Regions from separate parts of the Homo sapiens genome. Here region 1 is linked to region 2. Evidence: chromatin loops called from intact Hi-C (ENCODE). Cell type or tissue: Calu3. All regions are shown on one strand. Region 1 overlaps TC2N (tandem C2 domains, nuclear). Region 2 has its middle 23 kb from the start of CATSPERB.

What was found. A loop is a pair of places that touch in the nucleus more often than their neighbours do. Peaks named below come from ENCODE experiments on the same cell type or tissue, not always from the same donor. Only the 100,000 strongest peaks of a DNase experiment are listed, where the experiment ranks them.
Region 1: it touches region 2 in a loop (4-fold over the local background); 1 of 110 quality-filtered maps calls a loop at or near these places.

The regions. Positions count from the first base shown.
Region 1 is chr14:91,829,662-91,832,161 of GRCh38, reverse strand. The region is part of intron 1 of TC2N (tandem C2 domains, nuclear); the gene reads left to right. Among named protein-coding and RNA genes, the nearest start is that of TC2N, 37 kb to the left of the region's middle. RefSeq lists a silencer at 2,410-2,500. In Calu3, no CTCF peak of the experiment used is centred here; a DNase peak (open chromatin) is centred at 1,201.
Region 2 is chr14:91,753,702-91,756,201 of GRCh38, reverse strand. No RefSeq gene overlaps it. Among named protein-coding and RNA genes, the nearest start is that of CATSPERB, 23 kb to the right of the region's middle. In Calu3, no CTCF peak of the experiment used is centred here; DNase peaks (open chromatin) are centred at 471 and 1,181.

The sequences.
Region 1 (2,500 bases), 76 kb before region 2:
CTGCCTCAGTCTCCCAAAGTGCTGGGATTAACAGGCATGAGCCATTGCACTCGGTCTAAAAATGGATTTCTGTAATAGAAGCTCTTTATATATTCTGGATGTGAATCCCTTGTCAGTTATGCACGTGGCACATTTCTTTTTCTCCAAGTGAGCAGCCTGTCTTTTACTTTCTTTATAGTGTCTTTTGATTAACACGTTTTATATATAGTTGAATATAGTTGACTCTGTCAACTTTTTGTTTTATGGTTTGTGCTTTTGGCATCTTGTTTAACAAATCTTTACCTTCCCTGAGATTATAAAAATATAGTCTGATATTTTCTACTAAAAGCAGGGGGGTATATGGGAAATCTCTGTACCTTCTCAATTTTACTGTGATTCTAAAACTACTCTAAAAAAGAAAATCTATTTAAAAAGTTGCCTTTCATATTTGTGTCCTTAATCCATGTAGAACTGATTTTTGTATGGTGTGAAGTGGGGGTCCAGTTTCTTTTTTTCCCATATGGCTAATCAGTTTTTCCCAGCATTATAGAACTGAATATTCTGTTTTTCATTTCAGTGATCTACAAGTATCATAGATCAAGTTTCCATACATGTGTGGTCGTTTCCAAGCTACTCTTTCTAAAACAGATCTGTTTATGTATCTTACCACAGTCTTATTTACTTTAGCTGTTTAAAGAACCTTGATACTTGAGAGAACAAGTTATCCACCCATGCTTCTTTTAAATTAGACTGCTCCTCAAATTAATGTTTAATTTTTTTCTTTTTAAAAAGTAATAAAATGTGTTATTTAATTCTTAAATATCTACTGTAATCACCTGAAGTCATAAATAATACTGAAGCTACTCTAATGTAGACTATATCAGGCTGCAAATCCTTTCCTAACTTACTAGAATTAATTTTAACTTGAAAAATAAATATAGGATTTGCATTTTGGGAACAGTGTAAGTTGTGAGGTATTGGACAACCTTAGCTGAGAACAGCTAAGAATGCTGTATTTAAAAAAACAATTCAAAAGATAGGAATTAACATGCCAAAATCTAAGAGAAAGCTAAACGTATGAGAGACTAAAGGAGCCTTTAAGTCTTACTTGCCTTGAGAGCATTTGCTAAACAGGGGAAACTTGATGCATTTGAATAGGCACTTGGTATATTTGCATGTCACCAAGGATAGTTGGAAGTCAGCCCAGGGCTCATTCAATGTAGGCTAAGAGGCTAATTCTGGGACCACAAAGGGCTGTGATGTCACGAGAAGGGCGAAAAACTCACTCTACCTCCTTGAAGGGAGTGCAAGGAAAGTTGTCTTGATGCCAGGTAAAACAAGAAAGGAAAAAAATCCTGTCCTTGGGAAGTTGTGACCACCAAACAGACCATGGGGAGAAGTTTTATATTACCTTGGTGGTCAAAAATATTTCAAGATGTAAATTTAAAAAATCATTTCTTTTTTGAGATACTAACATACCATAAAATTCACCCCTTTAAAATGTACAATTCAGTGGGGTTTTTTTTTGTATATTCATTTAGCTGTGCAACTATCACTATATAATTCTAGAACACTCTTGTCACCCTCCTAAAAAAACCTTGTACCCATTAGCAGCCATTCCCCATTTGCCTCTTCCTTCTCAGTCACTGGCAACCACTAATCTGTTTTCCATTTCTGTGGATTTGCCTATTCTGGCCATTTCATGTAAATGGAATCACACAATATGTGGTCTTTTATGTCTCACTTCTTTCTTAGCATAATGTTTTCAAGATTTATCTGTGTTGTAGTGTGAATCAGTACTTCATTTGTTTTTATGGTTGAATAGTATTCCATCATATGGCTGTATACCACATTTTGTTTTCTCATTCATCAATTGATGGACATTTGGATTTGTTTCTACTTTTTGGCCATCATGAATACTGCTGCTGTGAACATCTGTGTAAAATGTTTTTGTGTGGAAATATGTTTTCTATGCTCATAGGTATATTTACTTAGGATTAGAATTCCTGGGTCATATGGTAGCTCTGTGTGAAGTGTTTGAGGAATTGCCAAAGTGTTTTCCAAAACAGCTGCACCATTTTACATTCTCATAAGCAATTTATGAGGGTTCCAGTTTCTCTACAGCCACACCAACACTTATTTTTTGTCTGTCTTTTTGATTAGTGTGTGTGAAGTGGTATCTCATTATGGTTTTGATTTGCATTTTCCTAATGATCAGTGGCATTGAGCGCTTCTTAATGTGTTTATTGGCCATTTGTCTGTCTTCTTTGCAGGAATGTCTAATTCTTTTGTCCATTTTAGAATTGGGTTATTTGTCAACGCATGAATTGAAAATGGTCTGGTAAACAAATGCAGATATTCTCTGGAGTATACTTTCATTTTTAGCTTAAAAAGTTCTACCAGTACAGTTTCATGGTCAATGAATAATTCATTGTCAAAGATAACCAGCTGTACAAGGAAGTAGGACATCCTGAGCAAGAATTGGCAGAATGATAGAACCTCGAAATAAACCTACAAAAGC
Region 2 (2,500 bases):
CTGACTCCTGATGAATAAGACTTCAGTGAAGTGCAGAAAACAGGCCTCTGCTAGGTCTATCCATGACAGGCAAGTTACCCAAATGAAAACCTTGGGCTCTGTCTCAGCTGTCACCCTAACTTTCAAGTGACAGCAGCTAGCCTTTCAAAGTTCTAAGCACCTTTGAAGAGTTTCTGATAACACATTTAAAAGTATTATCACAGATGAAAGAGAATTCATTATGTCAGACCTACCTCAAAAGTTTTAAGTTTGTTCTTAAGTCCTTTCAGAGAAATTAACAATCCAGGAATAAATCTTTTAATTTACCCTACCTATTGTGGTTACTAGTACAAGGCACCTTTCTGATAATGAAACAGAAATCCTTTCATTCCTGGAATTTCCTGTTGGGAGTGTAGAGTTTTCTGAGCAATATGTAACGTTGGTTAGTTACGCAATATGTTGGATTTTACTGCCAGCTTTGTTTAAAAAGGGTGTGAGAGGCTTTGACCAACAGGAATGTGAAGTCAAAGTTAAGTATGGCATCATCTTACCACCTGTCACATGAATAAACCCGGATTCATAAGCAAATATGTTATACATTTAAGTGTTTTTATTAACTCAGATAAGCTAACTATAAAATAGTTTTATCTTTACCTGTATATAATTTGGAGAAACTATCTTTTTCCCTCCAGGAAAATGTTAGTGGAGAAAAATTGGTCCCCAAAGTTGCATACAAAAGTTATTAAACATGTGAGGGAGGTTGTCTTCAGTGATTGCAGGGGAGATGGATGGATCTGGAGATATGCTCATAATATATTTAAATCCCAGTACATGGGTGAGAGTCAAGTCTTCAGCACTATGGCAAACCTGCTAAGATTCAGGCCCCTGCTCTCTCCTCTGTCTCTAGCTACTTGGATAGGTGCTTAGTTCTCCCACATAACATTTCAAGATCTGTTTAGAATAACCCCTCCCAATCTTATGCAGAAAAGCATCCATATGCTGTTTTTAAGGATATAGAGACTATGTTGTAGTCTCCTTCAATAATACATTACCTATTTTTAATAACTTTAAGCCTCAGAAATTTCTTAGGTTAATATCTAATCTAATTTTCTCTGTAAGGCAGTTCTCAACCTTAGCACTATTGACATTCTGGGCTGGATAATCCTTTGCTGGTGGGGAGCAGGGGGGACTTGCCTGTGCATTATGAGATAGATGTTTGGCAGCATGCCTGGGCTCTACTCACTAGATGCCAGTAGCACCCTGCTCCCGGTTATGATTGCCAAAAATGTCTCCAAACATTGTCACATGTTCCATAGGGGTCAAAATTGCCCCTGTTTGAGAACCACTGCTCTAAGACAGCATAGAATGTTAGATAACTGTCCAGTTTTTATTTTCTCTTTTCCACTTGGCTGTGATTTACTTGAGATCTCACTTAAGAGGTGAGACTGGAACCTGGGTTTCCTAACTTCACTGTTAGTTTTTTTCCTAACACACCATGCTTTCTTGGTTTAAGATGCTCTGATACCCTACTTATGGGCTTGTCCAGCTATGAGTTCTGTTACAGTATAGCTAACCATTTAGTAACCTACTCCACATTATGCACATAAAATCTGTAGTTCTCCTTAATATCCACTTGTACATATTGTTTTGGCTTGTTTCTCCCAGAAGCAATCCTGAAATGGGAATTTGTGTAAAAGCGGCTTATTAGGAGGTGTTCTCAGGAAAAATTGGTAGAGGAGTGGGGAAGTGGCCAGGGAAGAGAAGGAAACAAAACAATGGTACAATGTCAGGCAAACTTCCAAGCAAGTAATTTTAGCTCAGTCCCCCTGGAGAGCCCTGGAGACAGTGTAGATCATATCTCAGAACTGTTCCAATCAGGTACAAGAGAAAAAAACTACAGTGTGCATACTTCCCTGCCCATCAGTCATTGTTTGAGGTGGAGTTTCTTAGCCTTGATACTATTGACATTTTGGGGGTAATTCTTTGGTTTTTTTTGTTTTTGTTTTTGTTTTTGTTTTTGTTTTTTGTCTTGGGAGTCTGTCCTGCGCATTGTAGGCTGTCTGGCTACAATCTCTGGCTTCTATGTGTTAGATGCCAGTAGCCTCCCAGCCACCTTTCCCGGCCCGGTTATGACAACCAAAAGTATCTCTAGACACTTTGACTCCTGGAGCTCAAAGTCACGTCCTCATTCAGAACCACTGGTTTAAGTGTCCCTGGGGAGATGTAAATTTCCAGGAAATTTACTCAGGCAAAATGGTCTTTGGCAGCTTAAGAGCAGCCCTCTGACTGACACTGGCATTGGCTGTGGGGGTGAAAGCACACCAGGAGCCATGTGCGTGAAAAGGTTAATGAATTCCAGTAGCTATGGTTGGAGTGCTGATATCATGTGCTACCTGTATATTGACTTATTAAATTTCTCCTTTTCAGCCATGTGAGCATATTTGATATAAAGGCACAGTTTTCTTTGAAGGGCTTTTGGTGGACTGAGTCAACCCAGTGTGCCACATGTTATAGTCAGTGC